Regions from separate parts of the Homo sapiens genome. Here all the other regions are linked to region 2. A link is a contact called in ENCODE Hi-C or POLR2A ChIA-PET data. All regions are on one chromosome and are shown on one strand. Each heading gives the region's core, a stretch centred on a gene start or an enhancer-like site at or near the end of the contact. The rest is flanking DNA. Distances are from core to core; before and after follow the strand shown. Region 1 holds the start of HES4 (hes family bHLH transcription factor 4). Region 2 holds the start of DVL1 (dishevelled segment polarity protein 1). Region 3 holds the start of AGRN (agrin).

Evidence for each region. A loop is a pair of places that touch in the nucleus more often than their neighbours do. ChIA-PET counts read pairs that join two places held with the same protein, here RNA polymerase II (POLR2A). Pooled maps may share reads with other maps.
Region 1: a pooled map shows a loop between it and region 2 (2.6-fold over the local background). The contact joins the promoter of HES4 here to the promoter of DVL1 in region 2. A Hi-C loop is called at or near these places in 5 of 50 pooled maps. POLR2A ChIA-PET finds 5 or more read pairs at or near these places in 4 of 52 experiments (H1, HEK293, MCF 10A and 1 more).
Region 3: a pooled map shows a loop between it and region 2 (10-fold over the local background). The contact joins the promoter of AGRN here to the promoter of DVL1 in region 2. A Hi-C loop is called at or near these places in 1 of 168 maps with a recorded cell type or tissue (CD8-positive, alpha-beta T cell), 4 of 37 single-sample maps with no recorded cell type and 9 of 50 pooled maps. POLR2A ChIA-PET finds 5 or more read pairs at or near these places in 2 of 52 experiments (HEK293 and MCF 10A).

Annotation. Positions count from the first base shown.
Region 1 is chr1:998,763-1,001,462 of GRCh38, forward strand. It overlaps HES4 (hes family bHLH transcription factor 4), which reads right to left and starts at 1,335. Exons shown (of 4, transcript NM_021170.4): 1 at 1,104-1,335; 2 at 930-1,025; 3 at 764-851; 4 at 202-670. The coding sequence starts at 1,211. The coding sequence ends at 297. RefSeq lists silencers at 301-610, 1,161-1,300, 1,371-1,750, 1,851-1,900.
Region 2 is chr1:1,348,077-1,350,776 of GRCh38, forward strand. It overlaps DVL1 (dishevelled segment polarity protein 1), which reads right to left and starts at 1,342. Exons shown (of 15, transcript NM_001330311.2): 1 at 820-1,342. The coding sequence starts at 989. RefSeq lists an enhancer at 1-304 and silencers at 1-33, 1,194-1,373, 1,474-1,793, 1,814-1,963.
Region 3 is chr1:1,018,835-1,021,534 of GRCh38, forward strand. It overlaps AGRN (agrin), which reads left to right and starts at 1,286. Exons shown (of 36, transcript NM_198576.4): 1 at 1,286-1,539. The coding sequence starts at 1,339. RefSeq lists a silencer at 600-1,049 and an enhancer at 2,558-2,700.

The sequences.
Region 1 (2,700 bases), core at 85-2,584, 350 kb before region 2:
GCGGAGGGCGCGGAGCGGAGGGGTCGCCCTCAGTCCTCGGTCCCGCCCCCAGCCCGCCCCCCCGGGCCCGCCCGACGCCCCCAGCCACCTGCAGACCGCGGCCCTGGGAGGAGGGCGGGACCCCGGCGCGGCGTGGCTGCGGGGCGCTCCCAAAGTCAACTCTTCACCAAGACAAAGAAAGAAAACTCGTGACGCAGACTCTGGAATAATAAATACGTTTTCTCTGCTACAGTCTCGGCAAAGGCCACGGCCCTAGAACGGGGCGCCGCCTCCGATGCAGTCTCAGGGCCACAGCCTCAGCGCAGCCACGGCCTCCAGGGCCCACCCGGGCCCTGCGGCCCCGCCCTGGGGGCGGCGGGCAGCGCCCGGGTCAGACCCGGCAGCAGCGGCGGCGCGAGCAGAGGGAAGGGGCCGCCGAGCGATGGCAGCAGCGGGCGGCCCGCGTAGACCTCGGGCGCTGGGGCCTCTGCGGGGGCAGCCGGGGACAGCGAGGCCGGGCGGCGGGAGGGTCCCAGCTGGCGCAGGCAGGCTGCCAGGTGGCCCAGCAGGCGGGAGCGCACGTCGGCCGGGACGCCCTCGCAGCCGGCCAGGAAGCGGTTCACCTCCGCCAGACACTCGTGGAAGCCGGCGCGGTACTTGCCCAGAACGGCGGGGTCGGCGCTGAGCGCGGCTGCGGGAGCGACACAGGAGGAGAGGTCGGTGCCGGGTCCCGGGGGTCCCGCGCCCTCCCCCCGCCTCCAAGCCGCCGCCGCCCGCGCCTCACCCGTCACCTGCACGCGACGCAGGCTCCGCAGGTGTCTCACGGTCATCTCCAGGATGTCCGCCTTCTCCAGCTTCGAGTGGCGGGAGCTCTGGGGGCGGGGATAGGCGGGAGGTCCAGGTCAGCTGCGACCCAGACTCCGGGTCTCGGGCCTTCGCCCCCGACTTACCTCTTTTCTGAGGGCGTCCAGGATGAGGGTTTTGAGCTGAGCGAGGCTCTCGTTAATACGCGCTCGGCGCCGCTTCTCCATGACCGGCTTGGAGGACTGCGGGTCGGGCACCGGCTGAGTCCCGCGTCCCTCCCGCCCCCCGGTCGCCCCCCTCACGCCCGGCCGGGACCCCACCTTGCGGTGCTCGGCCGCGCTCCGGGGCTTGTCTGGGGTCCGGCTGGCGCTGGCCGGCGCTCCTGCCATCGGCGAGGCGCTCGGTTTCCCCGGCGTGTCTGCGGCCATGGTGCGCCCCGCGCCTCCCCGTGCCGGGTGGAGCGCGCCGCCACGGACCACGGGCGGGCTGGCGGGCGAGCGGCGAGCGCGCGGCGATCCGAGCCCCTAGGGCGGATCCCGGCTCCAGGCCCGCGCGCGCCTCAGGCCGTTTCCCTATTTAAGGCCTCGCCGCCGCGGGGTGTGTGAACCCGGCTCCGCATTCTTTCCCACACTCGCCCCAGCCAATCGACGGCCGCGCTCCTCCCCCGCTCGCTGTCAGTCACGCCTCGGCTCCGGGCGCGGCCTCCGCGGGCGACAATGGCATGCGGGGCCCCCGCCCGCGCCCCCCTCCGACACCGCTGGGGACAGGGCCGGGTGATCCCGCGCTCCCCGATGCAGCCGGGGCCGAGCAACGCGCCGGGAGGGGCCGCTGGGGGCGAACGGGGCCCGGGACCCCCGGGGCTGGGCGGAGTCTCGGGGCTCACTCTCCCGCCCAGGGGGCCGGGAGCCGGGGCTGGACGGAGCTGGGGCTGTGGCCGCGCGGGAAGTCGGGAAGGAAATTCCCCCAGTGGCGCAGGGTCCGGCGGCGCCGAGGGGTGGGCGAGCCTCGGTCTCGAGCCTCTTGGCTTCCTCCGCCCGTCCCCACTCCGGTCCCGGTTTGGGCCCTGCTCGGTCTCCGAGTTTGATCCGACACCGGCTCGGCCTCCGGGGGTCCCACCCTCAGGTGTGCGGCCTGGAGCACGGAGGGCTGCAGAAAGCCTTGGGAGCGACAGAGCCGGGGGAAGGTCGGCGGCCGGGTCGGCAGGCGGGAGGGCGGAGTCAGCGGACGGCGAAGGGGCGCACGGGTGGCCCCGCAGAGCAGGGCCGGTGATGGCGCGGGCCGGGCCGGACCACGAGGAGCAGAACGTGCGCGTGACGCGAGCGGGCTGGTGACGTCACCAGGCACCCGGGGCGATGACGCAAGCCTGCTGGGATGACGTCATGTGGCCCGTGTCGCCACGTGCTTCCAGGTGACCCGCTGGCGAACTCAGCAGCAGCAAAGTGGGGCTCACAGAAAAATGAGGGGCCACTGTTAATATAACTGCAAAGGGGCAGGTTGCGTAAAACAGGGCTGTGGTTATTTTCGTGTTTGCTGTTTTTATTTCGAATGCCGCTGCGGGGCACGTTGGTCCTTTCCGCACTCGGGGTCCCCGGCGGCCTCACGCGTCCGTGCAGCGGAGGCTTCCTGAGCCCCCTGGAGAGCCTGGCCTGGGCCCGGGTGTGGAGACCCTCCCGGGCTTTCAATCCGGGCAGGAGGCAGATGGCAGACTCAGCAGTCACGTAAGAGAACCGAATTAGGTGGGTGGCCTGGGTGGACAAAAGCCTTCTTGACGCCGGGTGGTCCCAAAGGCTTCTGCGGGGTGGGGGGTCCTCAGGGGGGAAGCCTCAAGGGAGGGCGTGGCATTCCCAGGGTGCGAAGGGGGCGCAGGGACGAGGGAGGTGGGGAGGGGGAGCTGGGCCAGCGAGAACCGGGAGCTTC
Region 2 (2,700 bases), core at 92-2,591:
GCCCCCAGCACTGTTGAGCTGGGACTAGGGACTCAGGTTACTGGTGGCTGGGCCGGGCCAGGCCAGGCCTCAAGCAGACCGCCAGGCTCCTGCTCCCTGTCCCAGAGGGCCCAGCTCAGCACAGCAGGGGTCTCCTCGCCTGGGACACCACCACCGAGGCCCAGCAGGGAGACGCTGACCCAGGCTGCCCCGAAACAGCAGATGGTCTGGGCTGCTCCGGGAACGCAAGTGCTTTGTGGCTCAGTGGGGACGGGGCCCACAGGAAGCTCAGGACACGGGTAGGCGAATAAAGTTTCATGGTCACCAGTGGCCCTTGACCTCCACCCTGTCACAAGGACCCTGCAGAAGGGGGCCAGGAGAACCTGTCTTGACCCTCGGGAAGCTTCTGCAAACCCTAGCAGACAGGTTGGTGAACCTGTACCCCCATGTCTCCCCATCCCAGCTAGGGAACCCCACCCTGCTTCCTTCCCACTGACACGCCCCTGACCCCAGCCCGCACCAACGGCAGGCGCTCCCGGCCAGCCCCGGTGGAAGCGATGCGGCCGACCGAGTCTGACACGGGCCAAGGCAGGACTCGGGGCCGGGAAGCTGGGGCCAGGGACGCCGGGAACCCCGCCTGCCATCGCCCCGCTCCACGGACAGGTGGGCGCGCGCCGCACACGGGCCGAGGCCGCCACCCGCGCCGCATCTAGCGGAGGCGCGTCGCGGTCGCAGGTCCCCGGGGGCGCGAACGGCTCAGGACCCCCGCCCCGTCCCCGCGCGGGCAGGTGCGACCCCCGAGCCCGCGCCAGGCTCGCGCAGGCCTCGCGGCCGACTGACCCGAAGTCCTGGTCCATGGACTTAAAGAAGAATTTGTAGGCGTGCACGGGCCGGTTGCTGAGCACGTTCTTGAAGTCGGCCAGCGTGACGCGCTCGGGGGCCACGGGCAGCTTGACCAGGTACGGCGTCTCCTCCTCGTCCATGTGGTAGATAATCTTGGTCTCCGCCATGGCGCGGCGGCGGCGCGGAGCCCGCGCGCTCAGGGCCCGGCCCGGGGCTCGGACGCGGGGCGCTACCCGCCCGCCCGCCTGCGCCCCGCCCGGCCCGCACCGCTCTCGGCCCCGACGCTCCGAGGCCCCCGGGCGCCCCCGCCCGACCGCCCAGGCCCCGGCCGCCGCCCCCGGCTCCCGCGCGCGTCCCGACTGCTGCCCCGCGGCCCGCGGCCGCCCATCCGCCCCCGGCCCGGGAGCGGCGCGAGGGACGCAGCACGGAGGGCGCGCTCAGCCCCGCCGCCCTCCCGCCTGCGCCCCTCGGGCCGCGCCGTTAAAGGGACCGCCCGGCCCGGGGTCCTGAGCGTGGCCGCGGGGGGGCGCCCGAGCGCGCGGCGTTGACGTCACGGGGGCGCACGGCGGGGGCGGGGCGAGGATGCGCAGACGCAGGCGATCATCGCTCGCCCCGCCCCGCCCCGGCCCCGCCCCCGCGCGCGGGCCCGCGCTCCATTATGATCCGGCGCATGCGACGCGCGCCGCTGGCTGTGGGCCCGTGGGCGCCGGGGCGCTCGGGTCGGGCGGAGGGACCCCGGGGACGCCGGGTGCGCGGCGCTGAGGTGGCGCCCGGTCGCTCTGCGCCACCGCGAAGGCTCCCGACTCGCGTGCCCTCTGCCGGGTCCCACGGGGTCCAGGCAGCAGGCCGAGCGGATGCGGGGCGCGCGGGGGCGCGGGCGTGCACGGAGGCGTCGGAGCGCCCGGCGGCGGGAGGGATTTAGTCCTGGGGTTCTCCGCAGGGCAGGGGAGACTTCCGAGGCGTCCCTTGAGGCCGCGGGGCGTCCGCGCTTACTGTTCCGGGGCTCGCGGGGCTGGAGGCCTTCCCGACCCGACCCCAGCAGGAAGCGCGGAGGCCACTAGAGGGCGGCCCAGGATGGGAGGAGTGAGGAGGGGGCCTGGACGGGGCAGGAGCGACGGGGGGAGTGAGGAGGGGGCCTGGACGGGGCAGGAGCGACGGGGGGAGTGAGGAGGGGGCCTGGACGGGGCAGGAGCGACGGGGGGAGTGAGGAGGGGGCCTGGACGGGGCAGGAGCGACGGGGGGAGTGAGGAGGGGGCCTGGACGGGGCAGGAGCGACGGGGGGAGTGAGGAGGGGGCCTGGACGGGGCAGGAGCGACGGGGGGAGTGAGGAGGGGGCCTGGACGGGGCAGGAGCGACGGGGGGAGTGAGGAGGGGGCCTGGACGGGGCAGGAGCGACGGGGGGAGTGAGGAGGGGGCCTGGACGGGGCAGGAGCGACGGGGGGAGTGAGGAGGGGGCCTGGACGGGGCTGGAGCGACGGGGGGAGTGAGGAGGGGGCCTGGACCGGGCAGGAGCGACGGGGGGAGTGAGGAGGGGGCCTGGACCGGGCAGGAGCGACGGGGGGAGTGAGGAGGGGGCCTGGACGGGGCAGGAGCGACGGGGGGAGTGAGGAGGGGGCCTGGACGGGGCAGGAGCGACGGGGGGAGTGAGGAGGGGGCCTGGACGGGGCAGGAGCGACGGGGGGAGTGAGGAGGGGGCCTGGACGGGGCAGGAGCGACGGGGGGAGTGAGGAGGGGGCCTGGACGGGGCAGGAGCGACGGGGGGAGTGAGGAGGGGGCCTGGACGGGGCAGGAGCGACGGGGGGAGTGAGGAGGGGGCCTGGACGGGGCAGGAGCGACGGGGGGAGTGAGGAGGGGGCCTGGACGGGGCAGGAGCGACGG
Region 3 (2,700 bases), core at 36-2,535, 330 kb before region 2:
GAGAGAGGGCTGTGAGGACTGCCAGCACGCTGTCACCTCTCAGCACCATCTCAGCTCACTGCAACCTCCGCCTCCTGGGTTCAAGCGATTCTCCTGCCTCAGCCTCCCAAGTAGCTAGGACTACAGGCGCCTGCCACCACACCGGCCAATTTTTGTATTTTTAGTAGAGACGGGGTTTCACCATGTTGGCCAGGCTGGTCTCGAACTCCTGACCTCCCGTGATCCACCTGCCTCAGCCTCCCAAAGTGCTGGGATTACAGGCGTGAGCCACTGCGCCCGGCCCATCCAGCTAATTTTTAATTTTTTTGAGAGATGGGGTCTTGCTATTTTGCCCAGGCTAGTCTCGAACACCCGGTGTCAAGAGATCTTGCTGCCTCCGCCTCCCAGAGTGCTGGGATGACAGGCGTGAGTCACCACGCCCAGCCTAGACACAGTTCTGAAGGGACAAAGGGGGCCTCCGCTCCCTCCTTTCAATCTTCAGCTAGGCCAGGCTCCCACTTGGGTCCTCCAGCCCTCAGTTTCCCCCTGCACCCAGCCAGGCCAAGCTGCAGAGGCGCCCGGCCCAGAGCTGGGAAGGGGCGTGGCGGGACCCGCGCTTGCAGCCGCGGGACGGAAGGGGGCGCGAACCTCCCCGCGGCGGGGCCTGGGGGGGCGGGGCCGGGAGGGGCGGGGCCGCGCCCCGTGCTGGCCAATCAGCGCCCGCCCCGGCACCGGGACCCGCCTCCGCGCCGCAGCTCCCGGGGGGTCCGGCCCGGCCGAGCCTCGGTGTCCGGCCCCGCGGGGGAGGGGCGCGGCCTGCGGAGCGGGATCGGGGCCGGGTCTGGGGCCCCTCCCGGCGGCCTTCGAGCCCTGCCGCCCGGCTCCGCGCCGCCCGGAGCCCCTCGGCAGTCCCGTCACGTCTCCTCCAGATTAGGCATTAACTCGGGTGCAGCCGCACTTCCGGGGGGCCGCGGCGGGGGAGGGGCGCCTGCGGGATCCAGACCCGCCCCCCACTCTCCTCTCCCCGCCCCCTCCCGGGCCGCCCCTTTCCCGCCCCACGGCCGCGCCGGGCGCTGCGTCCCGGGGCTTTGTTCGCGGCGGCGCGGGTCGCCGGCCTCCGGGCGGGCCGGGGGAGGGAGGAGGGAGGGGGCGGGAGGGGGAAGGAAGGAGGAGGGGGAGGAGGAGGGCGCGGGGAGGGGGTAGGGGGGCGGGGAGGAGAGAGGGGGAGGGGCGCCGCCCTGGCCCCGCCCCCCCCCGCCCGCCCGCCCGCGCTCCGCCGCCTCCGGAGCTGCGTCCCGTCCTGTCCAGTCCCGTCCCCGGCGCGGCCCGCGCGCTCCTCCGCCGCCTCTCGCCTGCGCCATGGCCGGCCGGTCCCACCCGGGCCCGCTGCGGCCGCTGCTGCCGCTCCTTGTGGTGGCCGCGTGCGTCCTGCCCGGAGCCGGCGGGACATGCCCGGAGCGCGCGCTGGAGCGGCGCGAGGAGGAGGCGAACGTGGTGCTCACCGGGACGGTGGAGGAGATCCTCAACGTGGACCCGGTGCAGCACACGTACTCCTGCAAGGTGCGCCCACCCGGACCCCGGCCTCCCCTCGCGACGCCTGCCGCCCCGCCGGGACCCCCGCCCCAGGCCGTGGGAACCAGCCCCGGTCGCTCCGCAGCCCCCGCTCCGGCTCCCTTGGCGACCGCCAAGCCCCGGGAGGGGGGGTCGCCGGGTCCCGGGAAACTCGCGGGCGCCGGGGAAAGTTGCTGCGCCGCCGCCGTCCTCCGCCCGCCGCCGCCTCCCTCCTCGCGGAGACAAGTGCACCTCGCCCACGGACTGCGGCTGCCGCGCGCCCTCCCTACCGGCCGAGAAGGAGAGGGGCCTGGGGAGGGGGGGCCTTTGCCCGGGCGGGGAGCGGGGGCTGGGCCTGGGATCCGCTTGTTCCCCTCCCCAGAGGCCTTTCCCGGGGCGAGAGGGGTTGGTCAGGAGAGAAAAAGGGGCGCACAGCCTGAGCTCCCAACCCCGGGAGCCAGGTGGGGGGTGCCGCAGTGGTGCGGGGGGGGGGCGTGCAGGAGCAGAGAGGTGGGCGGGGCCGTCACCGGGCCTCGTGTGCTTGGGGGCAGGGCCGGTGCCCCATCGCGCTCCTGCGGGAACCGGGGCTCCCCACCCCGGGGAGGGGAAGTTTCCCTGGTTTCTCCTTCAGGTGCTTCTGGGAGCCCCCGGGGTAGGTACGCTGGGACCCCCACCATCTTCTCCTAGTAGGGGCTCGGGGGACCCAGAGCCGGCGCCCGTGTACCCCCAAAACCATCTCCTGGGACCAGAAATCCACTCATTTCCCTCCACGGAGGTGGAGAAGGTGGCAGCTTCTTTCAGACTGGCCGGTGCGGGCTACAGCTGGGCTCCCCCGCCGGCCCAGTCTCCTCCACAGCGGCCAGGGCACTTTGCCAGGCCCCTGCAGGATTTTCCCGACTTCCTCCCCGCTGCTCCTGGGTGTGGCTGGGGTGGGGGAAGGCGATGAAAGCCACCAGGCCCTCCCCCTGCCTGGGTCATCTGCCTCCTGGAGCCTACTGTTGGGGGGCGTGGAAGAGGCTCTGCCTGCGCAACTGGAGGGGGTCCCTGCGGATGCCGCAGTCCTGAGGCTCCCAGCAGGGGCTGCGCAGTGGACAGGCCAACCATTGTCTCTCCCCCCATCCGGCAGCCCCAGCCCCCCAGATCTGAGGAAGGGGCTGCTTCTCCCGGCTT